2 separate regions of the Mus musculus genome follow, and region 2 is linked to region 1. The links are chromatin contacts, found by Hi-C or POLR2A ChIA-PET in ENCODE. All regions are on one chromosome and are shown on one strand. The core of a region is the stretch at or near the end of the contact, and the rest is flanking DNA. Distances in the headings are between cores, read along the strand shown.

Evidence for each region. A loop is a pair of places that touch in the nucleus more often than their neighbours do. ChIA-PET counts read pairs that join two places held with the same protein, here RNA polymerase II (POLR2A).
Region 2: a loop to region 1 is called in a map of left cerebral cortex, with 2.1 times the contacts of the local background. The contact joins two enhancer-like sites. A Hi-C loop is called at or near these places in 3 of 37 maps with a recorded cell type or tissue (T-helper 2 cell and left cerebral cortex). POLR2A ChIA-PET finds 5 or more read pairs at or near these places in 1 of 5 experiments (Patski).

The regions. Positions count from the first base shown.
Region 1 is chr11:78,728,728-78,734,235 of GRCm38, forward strand. No RefSeq gene overlaps it. Among named protein-coding and RNA genes, the nearest start is that of Ccnq, 20 kb to the right of the region's middle. Within about 2 kb of position 2,057, at least 1 of the 3 ENCODE cell types and tissues checked has a DNase peak (open chromatin) inside an H3K27ac peak, as active enhancers do.
Region 2 is chr11:78,769,223-78,774,730 of GRCm38, forward strand. No RefSeq gene overlaps it. Among named protein-coding and RNA genes, the nearest start is that of Ccnq, 20 kb to the left of the region's middle. Within about 2 kb of position 2,794, at least 1 of the 3 ENCODE cell types and tissues checked has a DNase peak (open chromatin) inside an H3K27ac peak, as active enhancers do.

The sequences.
Region 1 (5,508 bases), core at 807-3,306:
TCTAAGGCCATTTTATTAGCATAGATTAATTATATAAAAAATAATAGTTTCCATTGTGATATCCACTATGTGGCCTAGATTGGCCTTAAACTTGTGACAATCCTCCTGCCTCTGTTTCTCAAGTATTGAAATTATAGGCATGTACAACCACACCTGGCTCTAGTTCAGCTTTTGAGAGGCAGCAGCTTGCAAATACAGGGGTACTCATGAGCTTTCTACATTCAACCTAGAGCCATCAACCCAAGCAGCAGGAGCAGTTTCTGCTATACCACCAGAGCCTTTTCTTCACTGGAGTTTCCAAAGCTACAGACAGAGGTTTAACAGCACAGTCTGATGTTAAAACTGACCTGAGTGTGAATCTTTGCTCTCTGCAAACTATGTGGTCATAAGTTATGACCCTTTCTCACGCCTCAGCTACCTCATTAGTGAGGCAGTGGTAATGCTACCTATGTTCCAGGGTTACTGTGAGGATGCCTTGAGATAATATGCAGAAAGTGACTGATGGAGACTTGGGTACATGGAGGTTGTGCTGAAAATGCTGGTTCATTTTCTCAGTCTGCTAGAAGTAGGGTCAGCTGAGTATTCTTAGAGACTGACAATTGGAATTTTCCACCACACAGCTCAGTACTAGAGTGTTGTGCTCACTCTTGACCAAATTTATAGAATACCTCAGAATACCTCAACAGAAGGAGTTCAGAGGATGACTTCAGCTCACTTCCCTTCCTTCCTTCCTTCCTTCCTTCCTTCCTTCCTTCCTTCCTGTCTTTCTTTTTTCCTTCCTTCCTTCCTTCCTTCCTTCCTTCCTTCCTTTCTCTCTCTCTCTCTCTCTCTCTCTCTCTCTCTCTCTCTCTCTCTCTCTTTCTTTCTTTCCTTCTTTCTTTTTAGCTGATTATTGCTTGTTTGTTTGTTTGCCTATTTATTTTAGACAGGGTCTCCTATAGATCAGGTTGGCTTTAAACTTACTTTGTGTCCAAGTGTAACCTTGGACTACTGATCGTACTGACTCTACCTCCCAAGTGCTCAGATAACAGGCACGTGCCATCATGCCTGGAATAACTTTGGCTTTTGTCATTTCGGCATTATAGATTAAATTCTAAGAAACCGGTTGTTCATCTATATCCGCTTCAGTCCATTGCCCTTAAACCAAACAGAATCTGCTTCACATGGTCATGGTTCCCATTCGTCTCCTTCTGTAGTCTGCGCCTGCCTCTGGCAGGGAAGAGAGAGCAGAGAGCTACTTAAGCTACATATTCTTGAGATTATTTAAACTACATGGTCTCCCCAAATGTGTCTTTAATCCCCTGGTAATTTGTGAAAAGCTGAGGCAGCTACATAAGCATTTTCTGGAGACATGAAGAATACAGCCAAGGAGAATGAAGCTATAAAAGACATTAATTCCAATCCAGTAGGGGCTTGTTAAGTATTTTTTTTTAAGTTATACTGTTTGCAAAATACAAATGCTATGTCAGAACCAGCTTCTGTAGATAACAATGCAATATTTCCTAAGAACCGGAGTCAGAGATTTGGGTTTAGAATGCTTATATATCTATAACTAGGGGCTAGGGTGATGCCTATCAAGAGTGTCTATCACATAAACATGGGAACCTGAGTTTGACCACTAAAATCCATGTAAGAATGCTAGGAATGGTACCACACACTTCTAAGCCCAGCAGTGGGGGTATGAAGACAGGAACATCTCTTGGGCTTGCTAGACAACTAGTCTTCTCCAATAGATGAGCTCCTGTCTAAAATAGAATAACTTGGAAGCCTAGCAGTGGTGGTGCACACCTTTAATCCCAGCACTTGGGAGGCAGAGGCAGGCAGATCTCTCCGAGTTTGAGGCCAGCCTGGTCTACAGAATTAGTTCCAGAATATCCAGGGCTACATAGAGAAACCATGTCTCAAAGAAGACTAAGAGGAAGAAGAGGAGGAGAAGGAGGAGCAACCGAGAGAGACATTGCATTGGCTTTGGCCTCCAAATACATGGGCACAAATCTGTACAGACACATTCCCACATTCCGCATACACACACAGATGAGGGGGTGGGAAAAGGAGTGTATTTTTCCTTTTCAAGTGCTGGATTAAAAGCCTGCACAGCCACCACCACTTGGTTTACTTACAGACTTTTCAAATGTTTAATCTGGTTTCTTTTAGAATCATGAACTTCAAGACACCTTCTGAAATACAATCCAGATAGATTCTAGCCCCAGTCCTTAAAGTTGTGGCATGAAGAGTAAGATAGCCAGGGATGTCTTGAGCAGAACCACAGTCAGAGACCAGGTTCTGGGAGAATTAAGGAAGGCGTGAGGAAGGAGCTGTCCATGTATTTGGTGCTGACAGCTCATCAGGTTGACACCACAAGGCTATAGGCAGAAGTGGCAAAGTAAACAATCTTGGGCTCCTGGGAGAGCTTTCTCCACTGAATTTATGCTTGCTTAAATGAGAATGAGAATGTATATTCTTAGTCATTTTCTCTGGCTAGCACGATGGTGGATGGTGGAGGGGGTAAAAGTGCTTGCAGCAGAACCCTGGCAATCTGAGTTGGATTCTCAGAATCATTGCTTAAAAGAGTCAGCTGAGTTCCTTAAGCTGTCTCTTGACCTTCATGGCATATGCACACCTGCACATGTACTCAATGGAGGAGGGGGGGGGGAGGAGGAGGAGGACAGGGAGGAGGACAGAGAAGAAGAAGGAGGAGGAAGAGGAAGAAAAGAAGATAAGATTATAAAAAGAAGTCATCTTCTCAATGAGCCTTCCTTACCCAGCCTCCCTTTTTTAGAGAAAATTATATTTATTACTTTATTATATGTAAAATACATACAGTTGAAAATGTGTTGCATTCTTCAGTAGTGCATTAAGATGCTTATGTGCATGATCATTGAAGATGTTGTTTGACCACTTTTTGTTTCTCTGAAATTTGTCATACGTTTTGCATCTCAAAGCAATTCTGAATTGCCCACCCTTTTAAAAAATGACACCCTCAGCTGGGTGTGATGGTATAGCCTTTAATCTCAGCACTCAGAAGGCAGAGGCAGGTAAATTTCTGAATTTAATGCCAGCCTGGTCTACAAAGCAAGTTCTAGAGCAGCAAAAACTACACACTGTCTTAAAAACCCTATCTTGGGCTGGAGAGATGGCTCAGCTGTTAAGAGCACTGACTGCTCTTCTGAAGGTCCTGATTTCAAATCCCAGCAACCACATGTTGGCTGACAACCACCTGTTATGAGATCTGACGACCTCTTCTGGTGCGTCTGAAGTCAGCTACAGTGTACTTATGTATAATAATAAATATGGGCCAGAGCAAGCAGGGACTGAGTGAGCAGAGTTGACTGGAGGGAGCAGGGTTGACCAGAGCGAGTTGAGATCCTAAAAAATTCAATTTCCCCCAAACCTCATGAAGGCTCACAATCATCTGTACAGCTACAGTGTATTCACATACATAAAATAAATAAATAAATCTTTAAAAAATACTGTCTTGAAAAACCAAAACCAACCAATTAACCAACAGATAAACATGGCACCTTCTTGAATACCACTGTGCCCTCTTCTCACATCCTTTTCCCTTCTTAGCACTCTCTATCATTACATATGCCATGTATTTCTCCATTGTGTTGGTTTCCACTTGGATATCAGCTGCAGGATGGTGCAAGTTTTCACTTATTTCAGTGCAATAACCCAGATTCAAGATGAGGATGTACTTCATCTGGAAGAGTGCTAACCTAGGAAGCATAAAACTCTGCATTTAATTCCCAGCACTAAACAGAATAGGTGTGGTGGCACATACCTGTAGGCTCAGGAGGTAGAGGCATGTGAGTAAGCTCTAGATTACACTATGTAGTGAGCTCAAGATCAGTCTGGGATACCTAAGACTATCTCTACCATCAAAAAGAAAAGTAGACTTGTACGTGATATGGCATTCCAGGGATGGCTCCAAGGGCACACAACCAGTGCAGTTACATGGGGCTCACTCTTACACTTTGAGTTTAGTACTCTATGGTCACCACTTCGGTATTCATCTGTGTTTCGTAAACAAAATTTGACAGAACAAAGATAATGCATGTGGCGGTTCAGATAAGGACGGCCCCCATTGGCTCCTATGCTTAGTCATCAGGGAGTGACACTATTTGGGAAGAAATAGGACGTGTGACCTTGTTGAAGAAAATGTGTCACCAGGGGTGGGTTTTGAGGTTTCAAAAGCCCAAGCTGGGCCAAGTGGCTTTCTCTTCATGCTGCCTGTGGATCTCAGTTTCTTCTTAAGCACCATGTCTGCATGCTTCCCACAACATACTCAACCTCTGAAACTGTAAGCCAGCCCCAATTAAATACTTTCTTTTATAGGAAAGTTTTGGGTTTATTTGCTACATCCACTCCAGTAGTGACAAGCGTGACAGGCCCCGAAAACCTGGGCGCCATCCCGAGGCGAAAAGTTCATGGAAACTTAGTCTCCTGGAACCGTGGCATCCTGTATAAAGAATGCTCCAATGTCCTTGCTTTAGTTGGTAAACGGATCTGTGTGCTTTCCCTTAATATTGCTTTATTACAAATGCGCCTAAGGATTGATATTTCAAGTTAGATTCTAGGCAGTCCTTGATCGGACCCTGGGCATGGATAGCTAAGTCACTGCCCTACACAGAAATTTACCATTATCTAGGAAGAAGGAAGCTTGTGACCTAAAGAGGAACCAGAGTTGATACTTAGAACTATAGATAACTGAGTTACACCCATACACAAGTATTTACAATGGTCTAGGGGGAAGGTGGACTATACAATAGACTAGAGTAGGAACTATGGCAAGGGCACGAAGCCCTTGCCCCTGGCTTCTAAGATTAAGTGGACCTTAGGTGGAGCTGTTTTTGATCTCAGTTGTTAACATTGAATTTTACCCCAGTTGGTTCCTGCCAGTTCTCCCATGTTTGCATTCCTCTGTTTTGTGTAAGAATCCAGTAACCTCTTTGTACCTTGCCGGTGTGTCACCCAAATTCCCTATTTTCTTCTGTATAAAAAGTTTGATGCTCGATTTGACAAATTACATTCAGATCCACACTCCCTTGTGCTGAGTCTGTCAATTCCCACCAACTCCTTGCCCACCTGCACTAGAGACCCATTCCACACAGACAAGGGACCCAGAGGGTCTGCGGCATTTATTTGCTTTTTGGGTTTTTTTTGGGGGGGGGGTTGGTTTTGGTTTTTACAAGACAGGGTTTCTCTGTGTAGCCCTAGTTGTCCTGGAACTCACTCTGTAGACCAGACTGGCCTCAAACTCAGAAGTCCTCTGAGTGAGGCCTCTGCCCCCTAAGTGCTGGGCCTAAAGACGTGCTGCACCACCACTGCCCGGCAGGAAAGTTTTTTATATGTCTACAGTCATAGTGTCTCCTCACAGCAATGTAACACTGACTAAGACAATATACCAGGGACTTGGCACCTCAATTCATATGTGATCCTGCTGCAGATGTCCCCTACCTCTTCCATACAGATTTCCATCTACTTCCTCCCCTGCCCCTCCTACCT
Region 2 (5,508 bases), core at 1,544-4,043, 41 kb after region 1:
TGTGTCTGTTTTATTATTGCAATGCTGGGTATCAAAACCAAGACTTGCAGATGGTAGGCAGGCAACCTACCACTGAACTACACTCCCAGTTGGTAGTAGTTTTCACAACTGAAGTTCATGAGCTTCAAGTTCTTAATAAACAAATTAGTTATTTCTTTTGTGAGGGCCATGCCATAGTATTCATAGGGGGGGCTAGAGAAGAATTCATGGGAATACTTCTCTCTTTCTAGCACGTAGGGCCTGGGGATCAAGCTTGGGTTGGCCGGCTTACCGTATTGCCCATCCTCCGGAAAGATTTCCAGAGAACATTATGCTGAATTGGATCTTAGAGAACGAACAGGATTTAGCCAGGAGAAAGAATGGGAAATTGTTCTAGAATGCTGGGAATGTTGCAAAGGCGAGAGATTTGAAGGAACAGGCAGGGTGTGTATGTTCTAGGAGTTTCATATTTGTCAAGAGAGAAAGAGTGACAAGAAATGGGAGTTGGTGACCTGGGGCACTGACATGAAGTCCCTGTTGGCGTTCGATTTTTTTTTTTTTTTTTTTACCTAGGTGCATGATGCATGCTTGTAATCCTAGGAATCTGGAGGCTGAGGCTGGAGGATTATGAGCTTCAGGCCAGTCGGAGCTGTATAGTTAACGCCTGTCTCAAAAAAAGAAAAAAGAAAAAAAAAGCACGGCCTGGACGGAATATGATGGGGCACACTCGTGATCACCTAGAGGTGCTCACCAGTTACTTAGTGAGTTCGAGGCCAGCCTGAGCCAAATGGACTAACAGGAATAAGACTGCTCCTTCCTGCTTTCTCTTGTGTTCTTGCCTCCCCTCCCCACACTCACACACACTAGGGGGTACGTCAGACTTCCAGGCATTGGGTTCCCCTGAAAGCTTAGAGCTTCCCCACTTTCCCCCAAGAAACATGAAGCTGGAGCTGAAGGCTCCAAGCTCTTGGCAGAAACAAGACGTGATGAAAAGTGAACAGCTTACAGTGTCATTTTTGATTAATCGCTCCAAAGATTGTCTCACACACACACACACACACACACACACAAATGGAAGATTTGCAGAAAAATCAGTTGTATTGTAAATAGGGTCTTTTAAATAAATGTGAGGGAAGCCTGGTTTTACACACACCTTTAATCTCAACATTTGGGAGGCAGAGGCAGGTGGATCTCTGAGTTCAAGGCCGGCCTGGTCTACAGCATGAATTCCAGGACAGCCCAGGGTTACACAGAGAAACCCTGTCTTGAGAAAAATAAACAAAACAAAAAACAAACACAAAACAAAACCAAAAAAGGTGTTAGTGGGGCGTGGCACTCAGTACCCGACAAGAAGGTGCTGAAGACCTTTCTGTGGTTTCATGACAGAGTAAATAATCCAGGCAGTCAGAGCCTGGAACCTCGACCTGGGGAGATAGATGACTCGCTGTTTTGCCCTCTGGTTACTGCGCAGGACCCTGTGCCCCTGTGCTATTTATTGTACAGTATCTATAGCATCACCAGTCAAGGCTGGAAATTGTTTGCTAGGGGAAACTCTTCCAGGATGGGTGAAGACCAGAAAGACAGGCAGTCACCGATGCCAGTGTTTGCCACTCAATCATACAAAACAGGGCTCATTCCTAGAGACTGTTTCTCCACCCCCTTCCAGTGTGGCTTTTTTCATGTGTTCTTGTCTCCTCTCCCATATAACCAGGTATCTAGCAGCAAAGTCTACTCACAATGCAAGCCACTCAGCAACATCTAATACCGGCCATTGTTAATTAGCTTATGTATGAATTTGTTCCTGCTGATGGGTTTTTGTTTTATTTTGTGGTGGTAGAGGAGGAATTAAACAATTGGGCTTTTGTGTTTGTTTATTTCTTTGAGATCGGGTTTTTCTATGAAGCCCTGGCTTGACCTGGAACTCACTATGTAGACCAAACTGACCTAGAACTCACATAGACCCGCCTGCCTCTGCCTCCTGAAATGCTGGGATTAAAGGCGTGACTACCATGCCTGGCAACAATTGGGGTTTTACATGTTTTTAATGTTTACTTCTTTTGTATGTATAAGTGCTCCTGCCACGTTGTGATCGGAGAATGGCTATGGGACTTCTACTTTCCTTCCTCTGTGTGGGACTGGGAGTAGAACTCAGGTCTCCAGGGTTGGTAGTAAGTACCCTTATCCACTGTAAAGCCTGTTTAGTTTTGAGATGCCCTTGCTGTAAAACTTTGGTGGGCCTGGAATTCTGTATGTAGCCCAGGCTGGTCTGCCTCCGGAGCACTGGGATTACAGGGATGGGTCCTCATCTCTATTATTTTAGACACAAGCGTGCACACACATACGCTGTTAATCATGGACGACATTAGTCCAGGTCCTTTAGCAGAAAGATGTCCAGCCTGAGTGAATATACATCATAAGACATTACAAGGCTTTCTTACTTCACAGGTCTCTCCACCCTGACTTGACCCAGTCTGAGCCTCTTACATTTCTTCCTGGTTTTTATTCATCTCTCACTTGGGGCTTTGTGTTGGACAAAATGTACCAGTTAGGCTGGCTCTGTTTTCGGCGATGACAGGCAAAGGCTGGTGCCTCTCACATGACTTTGGCTGTTGGGGGATGGAGGCGGTGGTGGCTGCTGCTGCTTTAGGTGTCACCTGGGTGGGTGCAGTGGTGTTGAGACAGGTGGATTCTTTCACACGCCATGCGCTTGTGAAGGCGGTTCGTGCCGAAGTGTTTGCTTCATTGCCTTGCAAGCTGTCAGTTGCCTTCTCCCTGCAAAGCTGATTCCCCAGCAGGGATCCTGCTAAACACTGCCTTGGGTGCCTCCCTTCCAACCAAGCCTGTCTCAGATGGCTCTCACTCTCCAGTTCAGAGTCTCTTGTCTAGCCGGAAGCAGGCAGGCAGGCTGCTGTGGCTTCTCTGATAGTCAGGGAGACAGGAAGTGCCTGAAGGCAGAAGATCAACAGTTAGGACAGGAGCTGGCTCTCCGGATCAGAAGGGTAACCAGAGGGTGCCTCCAGGAAACTTTTCTTCATGGTCCCAGGCCACATGTGCTTGCAGCCCTCGTGGGACCACCTATGCCATAGGACCTATGGTGTGGGTGGCTAAAGGGGAGGCTGGTAATCTGAGGAGCATGGGGATGCCAAAGAGTATTCTCAAAGTCTGTTCCATAAACCATTGCTGCCACTGGACCTGCAAAGGCCTGTGTCTCAGGGTGAGCAGCCCCAGCAAGCTCACCTGTCGTCTTGCTTTGTTCAGGTTTGTAAAAGAGTCTGGGATTAAATAAACCAGGAAAACACTAAGTTAATAAAGGGAGACTATTTCTATAGTGACAGATCTCAAATCCATACTTTACTGGAGAACACTGTAAATCCTTAGACAGGTATCCAACCTATTGACATTGAGACCTTGTAGTGTCTTCAGTCTTGGTGGCAAAGCACCATTCCCTCACTGGGCCATCTCGAAGGGCTTCTGGGTTGGGATTCTGAGACTTCAGAGTTAGATGAGCTATTCCCTGAGGGCAGTGGACACAACACAAGGAGGGGGTGGCATTATGGGAAAGTCCTAAGGCTAGGGAAGAGGCTCAAGTATTCCTCTGTCTGTATGAATGAATACATTCTACTCTGCTTCCAGAGACCAAAGAGGCTGCTACACTTGAGGGGTAGAACTGAGCTAGGAGCTCAGGGCCTGGGGACCTAACTCTTGGGTTGAAGGTCAATGGCACAAGTTTTGGTGCCAGGTGAGGCTCCCAGCATCCCTGTTTGAACCTGAAAGTGGATGACTGTCTCTACGTGGCAAGAAGGGATCAACTGGTCTCCTCTTAGATAGGCTGGGGACAAGTACTTCCCGCATAAACAGAAGTCCATACACACTCACCTTCCCACCCACCCCTATGAACTTACTAAAAAGGGGTGACTTAGAAGTGAATTCTTTAAAAAAGCAAAGTTCCAGGAGGAAGCAGAATGTAATCTATGGAAATACACATGAGTGGACTACAGTGAGAAACAAGGAAAGGATCTGCCCGCTCCACCCCCATTCAATGAGGCAGAGATTAATCCCCTGAAATCAAGTGCGTAAATTATACATGGATGGGAACTGGCTAGGGGAATGAGGTGTCTGATAGGGTGCTGATGGAGATGAAAATGAGGCTTGAGAGATCAATTCTGCTCTTGAACCAGCTCCAAGTCCCACTGAAGGCCCTGGCAGAAACACCCTGACTTACCTCACTGGAGCATAGCCGCCAAGCCCTTCAGACACACGCCTTCTAAAGTAATTGCTAATGTTTTGAATGATATTTCTGTGTGTCACTGGGAATAATGAAAAGGCAGTAAAAGTCTGAAGGCCCATATTTTTGCCTTTGAATGGCTGATTGTAAATCAACTCCTGAAAGACAGATAAGAAGTTTTATGGTATGGCTTGTTGCCTGCCGAGGTAAGAGACAGGTGCGGACAAGTCTGGGACAACTGTCACTGGCAATGTGGCCAGTCCTTTATGTCCCTCAGCCTGTCCCTTAGCCAACCTGAACTTACTGATCTTGTAGTTGTCTGCCCACTTAAAACTTAGCTGTTCATTCTGTGAACTGCACACTTGCTGTGTGACACATGCTGTGCTGTATATATATATATATGTATATATATATATATATATATATATATATATATATATACACACATATGTACATATATACATATATATGCATATGTATATATACACATGTGTACATATATACATATGTATATATATACAACATATGCATATACAACACACACTGTGCTGTATATATACACATATGTATATGTGTGTGTATATATATATTTATGTACATATATATGCACTCAATAACTATTAGAGATACAGAGATGAATATATACCAAGAACTTCTGAGTGAGAGGAACACAGCAGATAAACTGCAGTGCCTGGCCACCCAGGCAGTGTTTAACCAATACAGGTCAGAAGGCTCAACGGAAAACTGACAAAAAGGATTACTCCTTAGCGTTGTCGGTCTGGCTGGAGCCTCTCGATACACACTACGAGCATCTTTAAGATGTCCTCCACTGAGAAAGATGCAGGAGATGAGCTTCAACTGAAGGCTGAAGCCACGGATGCAAAATGGGCCAGGGAGAGAAGGATGACTCAGGTAGCTCCTAGGTCAGAGGCCTTGGTCCTCCAGGCATTTCCCAGAGCCTGGCTCATAGACGGTGCTCCACACACTCTAACAGAGGAATCCACAAACAGTGCGTGATCTGGTGTGACTTCAGGATAGACAAGACTGTACTGTCAAGTTCAGGTTCCTGTAAAAGGCTGGTGGGGGAAGGATGTGACCCTTCCCTGCCTAGCATGCGGAGAGGGTTGCACTCACTTGAACTGAATGGCTCACATATTGTGGTCTTTGTTGTTTTGTGTTTTTAATTGTGAGGGGTGTGCTGGGGTGTGTGTGTGTGTGTGTGTGTGCATGCGTGTTGGTTGTTAGTCCTCACTTCCCACTTCGTTTGACAGGGTCTCTTGTTAGACACTGTATATGCTGGGCTA